Linked DNA regions of Homo sapiens: regions 1, 2, 4 and 5 are each linked to region 3. The links are chromatin contacts, found by Hi-C or POLR2A ChIA-PET in ENCODE. All regions are on one chromosome and are shown on one strand. Each heading gives the region's core, a stretch centred on a gene start or an enhancer-like site at or near the end of the contact. The rest is flanking DNA. Distances are from core to core; before and after follow the strand shown. Region 1 overlaps STK10 (serine/threonine kinase 10). Region 2 holds the start of UBTD2 (ubiquitin domain containing 2). Region 3 holds the start of RPL26L1 (ribosomal protein L26 like 1). Region 4 holds the start of BOD1 (biorientation of chromosomes in cell division 1). Region 5 overlaps SH3PXD2B (SH3 and PX domains 2B).

Evidence for each region. Hi-C counts contacts between places; a loop is a spot of excess contacts on that map. ChIA-PET counts read pairs that join two places held with the same protein, here RNA polymerase II (POLR2A). Pooled maps may share reads with other maps.
Region 1: a loop to region 3 is called in a map of ovary, with 10 times the contacts of the local background. The contact joins the enhancer-like site here to the promoter of RPL26L1 in region 3. A Hi-C loop is called at or near these places in 1 of 168 maps with a recorded cell type or tissue (ovary) and 10 of 50 pooled maps. POLR2A ChIA-PET finds 5 or more read pairs at or near these places in 1 of 52 experiments (K562).
Region 2: a map of CD4-positive, alpha-beta T cell shows a loop between it and region 3 (3-fold over the local background). The contact joins the promoter of UBTD2 here to the promoter of RPL26L1 in region 3. A Hi-C loop is called at or near these places in 3 of 168 maps with a recorded cell type or tissue (CD4-positive, alpha-beta T cell, CD8-positive, alpha-beta T cell and naive thymus-derived CD4-positive, alpha-beta T cell) and 7 of 50 pooled maps. POLR2A ChIA-PET finds 5 or more read pairs at or near these places in 2 of 52 experiments (A673 and activated CD4-positive, alpha-beta T cell).
Region 4: a map of B cell shows a loop between it and region 3 (27-fold over the local background). The contact joins the promoter of BOD1 here to the promoter of RPL26L1 in region 3. A Hi-C loop is called at or near these places in 5 of 168 maps with a recorded cell type or tissue (B cell, CD4-positive, alpha-beta memory T cell, CD8-positive, alpha-beta T cell and 1 more) and 12 of 50 pooled maps. POLR2A ChIA-PET finds 5 or more read pairs at or near these places in 1 of 52 experiments (PC-3).
Region 5: a loop to region 3 is called in a pooled map, with 4 times the contacts of the local background. The contact joins the enhancer-like site here to the promoter of RPL26L1 in region 3. A Hi-C loop is called at or near these places in 1 of 50 pooled maps. POLR2A ChIA-PET finds 5 or more read pairs at or near these places in 2 of 52 experiments (Caco-2 and GM12878).

The regions. Positions count from the first base shown.
Region 1 is chr5:172,110,013-172,112,712 of GRCh38, forward strand. All of the region lies in intron 4 of STK10 (serine/threonine kinase 10), which reads right to left. Among named protein-coding and RNA genes, the nearest start is that of STK10, 77 kb to the right of the region's middle. RefSeq lists an enhancer at 1,076-1,545. Within about 2 kb of position 1,424, at least 25 of the 41 ENCODE cell types and tissues checked have a DNase peak (open chromatin) inside an H3K27ac peak, as active enhancers do.
Region 2 is chr5:172,282,439-172,285,138 of GRCh38, forward strand. UBTD2 (ubiquitin domain containing 2) reads right to left here and starts at 1,326. Exons shown (of 3, transcript NM_152277.3): 1 at 1,158-1,326. The coding sequence starts at 1,227. RefSeq lists a silencer at 919-1,828 and enhancers at 1,403-2,003, 2,004-2,603.
Region 3 is chr5:172,958,116-172,960,844 of GRCh38, forward strand. It overlaps RPL26L1 (ribosomal protein L26 like 1), which reads left to right and starts at 1,309. Exons shown (of 4, transcript NM_016093.4): 1 at 1,309-1,353; 2 at 1,750-1,926. The coding sequence starts at 1,759. It overlaps RPL26L1-AS1 (RPL26L1 antisense RNA 1), which reads right to left and starts at 1,253. Exons shown (of 4, transcript NR_026682.1): 1 at 1,175-1,253; 2 at 24-142.
Region 4 is chr5:173,615,176-173,617,933 of GRCh38, forward strand. BOD1 (biorientation of chromosomes in cell division 1) reads right to left here and starts at 1,475. Exons shown (of 4, transcript NM_138369.3): 1 at 1,025-1,475. The coding sequence starts at 1,261. RefSeq lists silencers at 1,282-1,331, 1,342-1,411 and enhancers at 1,392-1,651, 1,672-1,751.
Region 5 is chr5:172,360,235-172,362,934 of GRCh38, forward strand. It overlaps SH3PXD2B (SH3 and PX domains 2B), which reads right to left. Exons shown (of 13, transcript NM_001017995.3): 7 at 2,501-2,635. Among named protein-coding and RNA genes, the nearest start is that of UBTD2, 78 kb to the left of the region's middle. RefSeq lists enhancers at 1,180-2,379, 1,366-1,595. Within about 2 kb of position 1,422, at least 5 of the 41 ENCODE cell types and tissues checked have a DNase peak (open chromatin) inside an H3K27ac peak, as active enhancers do.

The DNA of each region.
Region 1 (2,700 bases), core at 174-2,673, 850 kb before region 3:
GGGAGAACTTGGTTCCAGCCTCTGCTCTTCTGCTTCACTGTCCACTCACCCATTCATTCAGGTGCTCACCAGGCTCCATCAGGAGCGAGACACTAGCCGGGATCAGAGAATACAATGAGGACCCTCGGGGAATCCACAGTTTAGTTGGGGGAGCAGAGAGTAAGCAAATAAACAAACATCTACTCCTAACATGGAAAGTGTTGGGAAGACAGGACCGGGGCTACTCAAGAGTGCACAGTAGGGGGTGTGACCTCGAGGGGACGGTCATGGAGGGAGGGCTGGGGGCTTTGGAGGAAGGACAGTTTTATTCAGCATACACTAACTGCACATCTATTATGTGCCCGACACTGTTCTAGGCACAGAGATGAAAGCAACCAAGTCCTGCCTGACATGCCACATGTTATTCCCGTGGTGGCGACAGGCACCTGGCAAAACCCCCGGAATGCCTGGCAGCGAGAAGGGCCCAGGGCTGAGAAGGCAGGGAGAAGAACACAGTGCTGGGGTGCAGGGTGGGGAGCTACTTTAGACACAAACTCAGGATCTGGGGGAGGTATTTCCAGGCAGAGAAAACTGCAAACAGACTGGGAGGCAGGAAACAGCAGGCTGGAGGGACCAGCGGGGACAGGACACAGCCTGGCCGGAAGGAGGGGGCCGGGGGTGGAAGCAGATAAGGCAGGAGACGGGCAGGGCAGTTACAAAGCCTCTGAGCCTCAGTTTCCCCATCTGTGACACGGGGGTGATAGCACAGAACCATTGCGCAGGTTTTCCTGAGGATTAAATGACAAACGCAAAGCACTGTGATGCAAGGTCCACTCGTGGCAAAAGCGAGAAGATGGTGATTCTTTCACCGGCCCATGAGCCAGTCCAGCCTTTTTCAGGCTGGGGCAAGGCTGAGGCTGAACTAAGACCCCCCGGCACCTCCTGGGAGTGGTCAGGAAAGCTGGCTTCTGAGCCCCGGTTAGTGCTAACTGGACAGCAGTTGCTATATCAGGGGACAGTCTGGCCAGCAAGAGGGGACAGGGGGCCCTCAGCCTCCTGAAGTGGGACCAACAGGTGCTGCAAGTGAGGTGCAGAAGCAGGAAACCCAGGTAGAGCCTGGCTCTGCTGATGACTCTGGCAGGCGGCTCCCCTGGGCCTCCAGGGTAAGAATGGGAAGCTGGCCCCACCTTCCTGCTGGGTCAGCCAGGCCCCCCTGTGGGCCTGGCTCCCTCGCAAACACCACTAAGGGCTGGCACATCATCCCATCCCAGGAAACCTTTTGGGAACAGTGACTGCCTCTCAGGCCCAGGGTGAGGATCCCAAAAGGTGGCCACTCCCCGACCACAGGCCCTGCCGATCCCTTCCTGAGAAGAGAGACGAGAAACAGAAACCACCAACGTGCAATGACACACCGTAGGTCCCCAGGGCCTCCCTCAGGCACGCACCAGCCAGCTCTTTGGGTAGCTGCTACTTCCCCTTCTGCCCCACACGATGGGGCCCAGATGGGAGAGTGGGGCAGCCCCACCTTGCAGCCCAGAGAACTGAGCCTGTTTGCTCCCTCCGCAGAGTTTATAAGGGAGTGTCCCTTGATAGCTGATGGCTGCCCTTGAGCAATTCAAAAGGGATTTTCACCATGCAGTCTCTTCTGATGAAAACACTCCCCCTTCTCCTCCCATTTTAAAATGTATTAGAGACAAGGGCGGCGGAGATAAGGGAAATCTCCCTTTCTCCGCTGTAATTTCCATAAAGAAAGAGATCATTTCTGCTGTGGCCACAGTTGTATCCCTGGCACGTTATCTGGAGCAGGAAGCACTCAACAGGTTTATCGAATGAGCATGCTCATAAATAAATAAAGAGACAGAATTTGCTAAAATGCCTTTACTCATATATGTAAAAAATAAAACTGGGTTTTAAAAACTTGTTTGCCAGCAATTCTATTTGTAGAAATCCATCTCTAAAACCAGATCTATAATATATATGGATGCTTATAAAAGCAACAGCCAAAAAGAATGGAAAATTGGAAATCATCCAAAGTGTTGCTGGAGCTTCATTGCTGAATGGTTAGATAAGTTGTGGTTCACCCCAGCTATGAAATAACATGCAGCTCTTAAAAAGAATGAGGCTGTATTTGTATGGACTAACTTGGAAGTGTATCTCTAATACATTAATACATGTCCCAAACATGTTGCTGACTGACTGATGAGTCTTATAAAATGTGTAGCATGATTCCAGAAATGATCCAAGTGCAGGTACTCCAGTAGAAGATTATCTTTAAAGGAATAATATATGCATCTTGTGTGTACATGTCTGCACGCATGTGCATACACACACACACACACCGGTCTGGAAGTCTGCACATCAAACTTAATGTTCATCTCCCTGGAAGTGGGATTTTGGTGGGGGCAGTGCACAGAAGGGACCTTACTTTTTTTTTTTTTTTTTTTTTTTGAGACAGAGTCTCGCATGTCACCCAGGCTGGAGTGCAGTGGTGTGATCTTCGCTCACTGCAAGCTCCACCTCCTGGGTTCACGCCATTCTCCTGCCTCAGCCTCCCAAGTAGCTGGCACTACAGGCACCTGCCACCATGCCCGGCTAATTTTTTTTTTTTTAGTAGAGACGGGGTTTCACCATGTTAGCCAGGATGGTCTCGATCTCCTGACCTCATGATCCGCCCACCTCGGCCTCCCAAAGTGCTGGGATTACAGGTGTGAGCCACTGCAC
Region 2 (2,700 bases), core at 76-2,575, 680 kb before region 3:
GGAATTCAGGAAATCCATTAGCCAAAAAACTTAGGTGTACATGGTTTGTGAAGAGAGCTTAAGTGACAGGGCAAGCAACTGGTCTAAATGTTAGTATGCTACGAAAAAGTTGTAAACCCTCCCATACCCAAACAATTTAAAAATTTACAGACATGCACATTTTAAGGCAGCTAACATTAGGTCACAAATCAAACCAACGCTGTCATCTTTGCCTAAAGGCTGTTTATCACTAAAATATTCTACAGAATGGACGTAACCAAAGGTCACTTAAATAAAGATAGAACTAATTTTATTATTATACTGCCATACTACAACTACTACTGATTGAATTAAAATACCTATCCTCAGCACGCTTTTACTATAAAGTAGGAGTGCGTTCCCGTGTTAGAAAACTTTTAAAGTACTGATCTTACTGGGTGGGGTAAGTCAGGGTCCAACTGCACTTGTACTTTTATCCTACATATTTTCCTTCTACGTAAGACAGATGGGAATGTGATTAGCCCACCCCGACAGCACACCGGCCTAACACCCCCAAGCTCTAGCTAGGAGCCACGTTTTACCCGGGAAGACCGTTTCCCCACCCCTCCTTAATACAATGCCTGCGGCCACTGGAGACTCCTCCAGCCGAGCTCCAGAAACTCGCAGGTTTAAATGGCCAATCTGGAACCAACCGGGGCAGCTGTCATCTGAAACTCAGGAAAGCTGAGACCAGCCAACTCCACAGAACAAGGAAGGGTGCGGAAAGATGTGGCGGGGCCCGTCGGAGGGAACGCATCAAGCTCCCTCCCCCCGCCATCAATTCGCTTTTCTGCAACCCCGGCGCCGCCATCCTGATCCTCAATAATTAAACGGCCTGGAGAGGGAGTGAGGTGGCCAGAAGGGCAGCTTCGGGTCCGACTTCCCCGAGCCGAGCGGGGCGGTCGGCGAGGCCAAGGGCTACGTCCCCGGCGCTCAGAGGACTTTTCTTCAGGGCTGGGGCGGGAAGGGGCGACCCCCGCGGCTGGCAGGACAGCCGGAAGCGGAGCGCGGGGAATGACGTGGAAGAGGGGATGACAAAGGGGCGCGGGGGCCCGGCGCGGCCCGCGGGGGTCGGGACAGGTGGCCGGGCCTGGCCGGGAACAATGGGGGGCCGAGGCTGCCCCCTGGCGCTCACCTACCTCCGGTGCCCTCCGAGTTCTCGTTGAGGCTGCCCGAGGAGTCGTGCTGGGCGCCCACACACCCGCCCATGGGGGCCCCCGGCGCCTCGTCCGCCACCTCCGGACGCTCGTCCGGGCCCGCCGCCGCCGCCGCTGCAGCCTCCTCCGGCGCCACCGCCGAGCTCCGGACAGGCGCGCCGCTCCGCTCGCCCGCCGCGGCCCAGCCTCCGCCCCCCTCGCCGCTCCACCCACCGCCTTGGCTCGGCCCCTTCCTCCGCGCCCACTTCTACCTCAACCCCCGGGCCGCCCGCCCGGCAGGCCTGGCCCGCGCGCCGCCCTCGCCTTCGGCTCAGCCCCGCCAGGCCAGGGCTGGCCCATCCCGGGCGGGCCGCAGCGCCCGCCTCGCCCCCTCACAGCCCCGCACACCCGAGTCCAGGCGAGCCCCGCGCCGGCGCCTCGCGTCCGCCAGGACCCATCGGCCCCCGGCCCGCGGCGCCGCCCTCCGCACCCACGGCCTGGGCTCGGCCCGGCCCGCCCGGAATCGCCGGAGAAGGGCGGGGCCACCGGAGGCCGCGCTCTGATTGGCTGCGGGCGGGGCTGCGAGCGGAGCGGGGCGAGGGTGAGGCGGGGGAGGGGACGCAGGGGGCTAGGTGGGGGGAGGACTGCAGGCGGGGGGAGGACTGGAGGCGAGGGGAGGAGGAGAGAGGGAGGACGGGAAGAAGAAAGGAGAGGGAAGAAGGGAGGGAAAGCAGGAAAAAGCCGAACAAAAGTGAGAAAAGAGGAGTGGGAAGGGGCGAAATCGAGTTCCTGGCTCCTCGGCCGTCGGCTCCTTCTTGCTGGTGGAAGCGGGTCGCACGGGGGAACCGAGAAGTAGTCGTGGAAGACTCGCAGGCGGGGACGGGGCGGTTTCCCAAATAACGGGGGCTCGGGGGAGAGTGTCCTGGCCGAACGTTGAGGTCCCAGCGCCCTTTGAATTTGTATGGCGCTCCGTGGGTTGGTACCCCGAATCTGGGCTTCCTCTTGCCTGCCCACCCCCGTCTTCCCTAAAATCATGGGGCCCCATTATTAGGGGTGGAGGCAGTGGTTGTGGCAAACCAAACTGAGATTAGAGGCGAGGCGTCCTGATGGAACGCCTGGAAAGAAGAGATAAACGCTGACCTTAGTTCAGGGGGCGTGGGTTTCTTTCATTTTCACGGGATTAATGATTCAAACAATACTACTTATCAAGATCCTGCCTTTGGGTATCTTAAATCGTCCTTAGGCCAAAGTGAAGTGTAAATGAGTGAAACACCCTGCCTTTTCGAATCTAGAATTTGGGACATTGACCACGCCCAACATTCTTGGCGGTTACTTTTCCAATCTCAGCCAAATTGTTAATGGTCCCTTTAGAATTGTGCTTCGTGCTATGATGCCTTAAAATTGTTATCATCCTGCTTGGGACTTTCTAAAGCTTATTTCTGCCTAAGAAGCTGTTTTAACTATCTGCTCCATTTTTATATCAGACTTTCTTTTTTTAACATCCTGGGTCAGCTTTTGCTTAGCACGAAAAAAAATTTTTTAAGTT
Region 3 (2,729 bases), core at 59-2,558:
TAGCCGGGCGTGGTGGCGCATACCTGTAATCCCAGATACTGGGGAGGCTGAGGCAGGAGAATCGCTTGAACTTGGGAGGCGGAGGTTGCGGTGAGCCGAGATGGTGCCACTGCACTGCAGCCCAGGGAACAAGAGCGAAACTCTATCTCAAAAAAAAAAAAAAAAAAAATCTAGTATTAGTAAACGCAGGTGTTTAACAATGTCACCACTACATGTCAGGGAACACTGATAAACTAAGAGAGAGCACGGGACCTGCCTGGGTGTGGCTGCTGTACTTGCAAGACATCTTCCCTCTCTGAGTTTCAGCATGCCGGCATTTGGCACTAAGTTGTCGTTCAACATATATGGAATGAATGAACGAAAGGGAGAGTTGGAGTTAATAACACCTTGCATAGAATAAACCCCGTCGGTTCTTAACCCGAAGAGAGTCGAGACCCAGAGCCCTTTTCCTTCCCTGCCGCCACGGTGCCCACGGAGGGGGCGTGGTTGATCTCCCTCACAGCTCCGTCGGGACCAGAGACCCGGGGACCTTTTACACCCAGGGTCCGCGCAAAGTGTCGGCCTAGCCAGTGGTTGGGTGGCGCCCGGGCCTCCAGGCAGTCTTCCAGGGGTCGGCGAACGAAACGCGGAGCTCGGGAGCGACCCGGCGGGGCCAGGCACGGGCAGAAGGGCCAAGAGGGCCACAGGTGGGCGCGGAGCGGCCGGAGTGGGCGGGGACTGGATGAGAGGGGCGGGGTCTAGGAGAGAGGGGCGGGGCGGCGGCCACAAACCCGCAGGCACGCCGCCGGCCGCCGTTTAGTCCCAGAGATAGAAAAAAGTAGAGGTAGGAGGGCGCGGCGGCTCACGCCTGTAATCCCAGCACTTTGGAAGGCCGAGGCGGGCGGATCACGAGGTCAGGAAATCGAGACCATCCTGGCTAACAGGGTGAAACCCCGTCTCTACTAAAAATACAAAAAATTAGCCGGGCGTGGTGGGGGGCGCCTGTAGTCCCAGCTACTCGGGAGGCTGAGGCAGGAGAATGGCGTGAACCCGGGAGGCGGAGCTTGCAGTGAGCCGAGCTCGCGCCACTGCACTCCAGTCTGGGCGACAGAGCGAGACTCCGTCTCAAAAAAAAAAAAAAGAACACCAGTAAGCCTCTACCGCAGGCCCTACACAAGCAGGCCCTTGTACTCACTGGCATCGCCCTCCCGGGGCCGCCAGGAATGAGGCACTGAGATCCCACCCCAAGCCGCTGGGGGCGCCATTCGACTTCGCTCCTACGGAAATGGGGCTTCGATGTCTTTCTGCGCTTGCGCGGCACGGAAACTCACTTCCGGCCCTGCGCACTCAGGGTCTGAGGCAGCTAGTAGCCGGGTGAGTGGAGGCTGGAGTTTTCTCGGACAGTGAACTCTACCGCCCCGTGAGACCCTGCCCTATGTGTCGCGGGAACACATGTCACCCCACAGCTCTCTTTGAGTGACCTCCCGACCACCCATTCCTGCCTAACCCTAGCATTCCTTCCTCAGCCTCAAGGTCCCAGTGCTACCCTCTCCCCCACGACCCCTTTAGACGGGCATGCGACCTCCACACACGCCTCACTTTATGTGATAGTCAGACTAGTCGCATCTCTCTGTCCTCCCTCAGTTGCCTTTTCAGAGGCTACCTCCCCTGTAGAGCCTTTGTTGGGGGATGAGGAGTGTCTTGGGTCGAGAACAGGCCCCTGTAACCCACTGAGCGCCCCTTCATTCCGTCTCTCTCCGCCCTTTGTAGAGGGTCACCATGAAGTTCAATCCCTTCGTTACCTCGGACCGCAGTAAAAACCGCAAACGTCACTTCAATGCCCCCTCACACGTGCGCAGGAAGATCATGTCATCCCCGCTCTCCAAGGAGCTGCGGCAGAAGTACAATGTCCGCTCCATGCCCATCCGCAAGGACGACGAGGTCCAGGTACGTCTCCCTCCGGCGCTAGTGGCGCTCGGACACCGTTGCCTAAGAACGTCATGCGTGGAGCAGTCACAGACTCACATGCCTCAGGACTCTGGAAAGTAGTGTGACCCTTCAGATGTGTTAGGCCAGAGATAGGGTTCAGAGCCACCAGAGAGTGCCTGCGTTGCTTTAGAGCATTTAATTATTTAATAGTAATAGTAAAATTTAATAAAACAGTATGTCAACCAAGCAAAAACCTGCTTTTTTGTTTGTTTTGTAGAGATAGGGTCTTGCTATGTTGCCCAGGCTGGTCTCTGAACTCCTGGCCTCAAGTGATCCTCCCACCTCAGCCTCCCAAAGCACTGGGATTACAAGTGTGAGCCACCGTGCCCCACCAAAAATACTTTTGATTTAACCTTCTGGCTGCTAGTTTGCCAAGTGTTGTTGCCCAGGGTGGCTTGTTGAACCAGACTGTAGGGGAAGGTGCTGCAGTGAGAGTAGTGTTTTAGTGTATTTGGGTGTAGTGGGATTGATGGACAGAGATTTGTGGGAGCTGGCCATGTGATAGCATTGGATTTGGCAGGAGAACTGGTAAAGATGCAGCGAGTCACTCTTTCATAATTTCTAAAAGACTGGCCCATGTGAGAACGTACAAGCCCTCTGTTCTCTGTGATTGGAGCTTAGAATGCATGAGAGGAGGGAAGGGAGTTGGATATGAGTGAAATAAGCAGGGGCTAGATTCATTCCTCAAAGGAATATTTATGGAGCACTTACCAGAGATTGTTCTAGGACAAGATTGACGAGGCCCTTGTTCTCATGGAGAT
Region 4 (2,758 bases), core at 225-2,724, 660 kb after region 3:
GTGTATACCACTTTCTCTCTCTACATCCGTATTTACCACCTGGTTTATTTACATGTCAGTTTTCTAACCTAGACTATAAGTTTTGAGGATGGGGTAGTGACTTATTCCTGTAATCGCACAGCTTGGCAACTAGAGGCCAATAAACGTTCAACGAATAAACAGACTACGTTTTTCCCTATCTTAAGGTCTAATTCTAAGCTCACAATCTTGCTGTGAGGTAAGCAAAATGTTTCCATGACAGGCTCTGGTAGGAGAAATCACTACCCTGCAGGAGTCCAGTGACAGGGTCTCCTAACCTACAACCACAGTCGTGGCTAGACAAGTTTTGAAAAGGAAGAAAATGAACATTCCAGCAACTACTGTATGTCTGATACTTAACACCCATTATTTCATTGAATCCAAACCACCCTGACGAGTAGGTAAAGTGAAATAGCGTTTTACTGGTGGGACTGACCAATGGCATTAGGATCTCAACTAGGCACCAAATCTCCTTTTATCAATGATGAAGTGCAAAATAAGGGTGCTGTTTCTACAATTTATCTTAATTCAACGCCGTACTAGTCTGCAAAACAATGAGCTAGAGAAAAGGAATAAACAGCTATAAAATGGTGATGACTGTGTGTTCAAATCATTGTGTTTAATGCCAGCTTCTCAGTGGTGAGTACGGAACAGGTGGAAATTCTAAAGCACGCTTGCTTATCTACTTGGTTTCGAAGTTTGTTATTAAGGGCCTCAGAGGAGTTCCATCTTGGGAATGATACGGTCTAGGCTCTAAAACCCACATTGAAACCCCAAGTTCGGAGAAGGGACTGGGTAAAATCACAACTAGTAGTAAATGTATCAGGCAGGAACCCACGTGTGCATCGCTCAGAAAGCTCTCCGTACTGCCCCAAGCGGTGTAAGACCTCACCGCTGAGATTTCTAAGCTATCTTTTGTTTTGCTCTCGGCTTTCGAAAATCAAAGCTGCCACCCGGCGGCCTCACGTGCAGCCCCGCTCCCCAACGCCCAGGCGGCCGCAGCTACCTTGGTGTCCACGTCGGCCAGGCAGTCCCGGCGGAAGCTGTCAAAAAGGCCCCGGCTCTTGAGCTGCTCCACGATGAGAGCGATGAGCTGCGGGTCGCCGGGAGGCAGCGAGGCCGGGTTGATGGGGCCACCGCCCCCGCTGGCCCCAGTAGCGCCAGTCGCTGCCCCGGCAGAGGCCTGGCTAGTTCCGCCGCCGCCCACCGCGCCAGTTCCCCCGCCGCCGCCGCCGTCCGCCATGGCTGCGCCCCGGGCCCACAAGGGAGAACGACTATAGCTTCTTCTCCAGGACAGAAGGCCTAGAACGTGTAGAGGTGGTGAAGGGGGCGGTGAAGGAGGAGGGCCCCAAGGCGGCAGCGGCGGAGGTGGCGATGGCGGCAGGGGCGGTGGTGGGGGCGGCGGCGGCGAAGGCCCCCTCTGATACAGCAGAGGTTGTGGTGGACGCGGCAGAAACGGCCTGCTCGATTCCAGGCGCACCCCAGATGGCGTCAACGTTGACCTTTGCATTGTGGGGCGGGAAGTTTTCTGTGGCCATCTCCGGCGTTCTTTATAGGCAGCGGCCTAGCCGAGAGAAACTACAACTCCCGGCAGGGTTCGTGCTTGCTCGTCGCGATTTCGCGGGGTAATATGGGAACTGTAGGCGCAGGCCTCGTGATCGCTGCAACCCGCCAGGCCTTCCCCGCCAGGCCTTCCCCGCCCACTCTCTGCTCACTTCCCATTCAATCAACACGTCCCAGCAGTGCCCGATTATAACAGTCATCTGTGGAGCTGATTAAAAGTATAGATTACCAGAATTATTTCTTAAAGATTTTTATCCAGTATTTACGGGTCGAGACCTAGCAATCTGTGCTTCAGCATGCACTCCCACGTCCTTCTTGAACAACATGTTCCGGGAAATTCCGGAAACAGTGGAACAGTCAAACTTCTATTGTTCAGAAATTTGTGAGTTTCCCTCCTTTTGGTTTTAATAGCAATGCATACTCATTTTAGAAAATTGGAAAATAACGGAAAAGTGTGAAGAAGAAAATAAAAGTTTTCCTTAAGTCTGTCTTATATGTGTGTGGATTTCCTCCCAAATATTAAATATTGTCAATCATAAGCCAATATTGAATAATTGAAAAGTGTCAGGCGTGATGCTATGCACTTTCCACGCACTTCTTCACGATAATTTAAAAAAGCAGATACATACTACTATTATTGCTATTTACAGACGTAGAAATGGAGGCAGAAGAAAGTTTGTTAACCTAATCACATACCTAGAGGTAGAAAAGTAGGATTTGAACCCAGGTTTTGAGGATCTAAATCTTGCATTTTAGCCTGAGGTATCCTGAGAGCTAGTTGGTATCCCACAATAGGTAAGGCTTTATATCCTGATTTTTTTAAGTAGCCACAATTCACCATTGGAATCCTATAGCTGCCACCATTATCCTCTCTTCCCTTCATCTTTTGCCTATTGTTAGCTCAGCTCCCCCTCCCAACCTCAGCAATTATGTCTGCTATTGTTGTTTCCTCATCTTACACAAGCAGCAGAGGGGATGTAAATAGCAAATTCTGCAATATCCTTGGCTCCTGCGAAGATGCAGAATTGGCAAAGATCCAGGATGTTCTCCACACCAATATTTAGTACTCAAGACAGTTTAATTTTTTTTTCTTTTTTTTTTTTGAGACAGAGTCTCACTCTATCGCCCAGGCTGGAGTGCAGTGGTGCAATCTTGGCTCACTGCAGCCTCCACCTCC
Region 5 (2,700 bases), core at 172-2,671, 600 kb before region 3:
CAACAGTGATGTGTCAGATACTGTCCCAAGTGCTGCACGTCCACTCCTAGCTTGCTAGATCCTCACCACAGCCTTATGAGGTGTGTATTATTATTGCTGCCATTTTACAGATGGGGAAGCCGAGGCTCAGCAACTCTCTCAAAGTCACAAAGATAGAAAGCAGCAGTGCCAGGATTCAAACCAAGGCGGTCTCTGAGCTCTTAACCATTTTCACTAATGCCTCACACACTGCTGGAGGGAGGATAAATCAAAACAGCCACTGTTTTGGAAGCAGACAAGTTGGTGGTATCTTAAAATTTAAAATATGTGTGTCCTGGCTAGGTACAGTGGCTCACGCCTGCAATCCCAGCAGTTTGGGAGGCTGAGGCGAGTGGATCACCTGAGGTCAGTAGTTCGAGACCAGCCTGACCAATATGGTGAAACCCTGTCTCTACTAAAAATACAAAACTTGACCAGGCATGGTGGCATGTGCCTGTAGTCCCAGCTGCTTGGGAGGCTGAGACAGGAGAATCACTTGAACCCGGGAGGTGGAGGCTGCAGTGAGCCAAGATCGTGCCACTGCATGCCAGCCGGGGCAACAGAGTGAGTCTCCGTCTCCAAAAAAACTAAATAAGTAAAAAAAGATATGTGTATCTTAGGGTCCAGCTGTTTCACTTGTTGGAATCTAACCTAAAGAAACACTGACGTGCACACAGACATGTTCACACTGGAGTACGAATATGAATATATGAACATGGCTCACTCGGGCACTGAATACTACGCAGATGTGAAAAAGTATCAGAGGAGCTAGATAGTAACTAAAAAAAGTTGCAGATCAAAATGTATACAATGACACCATTGGGTTTTTAAAAAACCCACAAAAATACATATATATACATACAAAATATGATGTGTTTGTATATGTACAAGTATATATGTATGAATGAGTACCTGTGTATGTGTGAGTGTATATGTTCACACGTACACACACGCACACATACACACATGTGTATATAACATTTTCAAGAAAGATTCATACCTAATGGATAGAAGGGCTATCTAGGGTTCAGAAAGGGGGTTAGGGTTGAAGCTGGTAGAAAAAATAGATTTTAGTTTCATCATTAATCTTCTAAGAATAATGTATCCACGTATTACTTGGATAAGTACAATATAATTAAAAATAAATGTCATCAGTGTGTTGGCTACTTGAAGATGTACCCACTCACCCTCTCCCTTCTTCTTGCTGCCCTCTGGACATACCAACACTCTTCCTGGCCCCCACACTTCTTCCCAGTCACCCAAGCTTCCTGACTTCCTGCAAGCTGGGGGCCCAGGGCAGTGGGTGCTCCTGTCTTTACGTCCCCATGGTTGTGTCCTAGCCACATCATACAATCTGCACACACTCATTCTCAGGAACTGGAAAGTCACATGGCCTTAGGGGCTGCTGGAGTTGGTTTCGAATTCTGGCTCTGCAGGCTGTTGTGAGATGTGGGGTGAGTGACTGAGTTATTTGGAGTCATGGTTGCATCAGCTGTGAAGCAGGGATGGCAACTCCTATGTTGAGTAACCAAGGAAGTTTGGCTGGCTGGCGCTGGTCTCGTGACTAATGCCACCACCATCCAGATGATGTTAGAAACATCATCTTTCTCCTCTTCTTTGGACCTCAACTCGCCATTGGGCTGTCACAGAGACTGACCCACTAATGATAGGATTAGCTAACGTCACATGTTAGCCACAACAAACCCAGTCGTTTCCACTGCATTTTCCCAGGGAGGATCTGCTTATTTCCTGCTCTTTGCCTTCAATGGGGTGCAATGGCTGCTTTGTAGCTAAGGAAGGCAAACGGGAAGGAAACCCACATTTTTTTGAGCATCTACTGTGTGCTAAGCACAAGTTTAAGCACTCTTTGTATCTTATCTCACTTAATCTTTACAATCACTCTTAAGAGCAGAAGTTTTTATTTTGTAGATAAGAAAACGAACAGTCAGAGAATGAAGGCACTGAACCACTGTGAAATGTGGAATTCTGATGGAAATCCAGGTTAAGTGTCTCAGTCATACCACATTCTGTCCCAGACCCAGCCAGTGTTCATGACCAGTGGTCCCTGTGATGGGCAGGTAGGCTAAGGAGACAGGGAATGCGCCTGTCCCATTAGAGCCCAGAGCAATGGAGCCTTCTCGGAGACTCCCATGGGTAAGCAAAGGCAAATCAACAGAGCACATTTCCAGTGAATGCTGGACTTTGTCTGCCAGTGCTTTAGAACCAGAAGGAATGTTTATAAAATGTCAACGTCAGAACAAATCGGTACCATCTGAGCCAAAAGGATAATGGTGAGTGGTGGCCAGGTGGGATATTCAAGCACAGTGATCAAACAGGGGCCTCTTTCTAGGAGACCCTCAGCAGGATCTATGGGAACTGGCCAGTCTGGACTGGCCATTTCAGTTTCTGAGTTTCCAAATGTTTCATGTCCCAGGGGCTTGGTGGCAGGGTAGTGGGAGAGGGAGATGGTCTAGGTCCCCACCTGACTCATTCTTCTCGATGATGTCCACCACCTGCCCCACGCTGAGGCTGATCTCCGAACTCTCCTGCTTCTGGTAGTTGGCTACCACCACATACTGCTCCAGGACCATGGGGTCCACTGAGGTTTGGTCACCCCCTGTGGATAGGAAACAGACATGACATCTGGCCACCACTCATGCATGAAAGAGCAGGAGTCAGAGC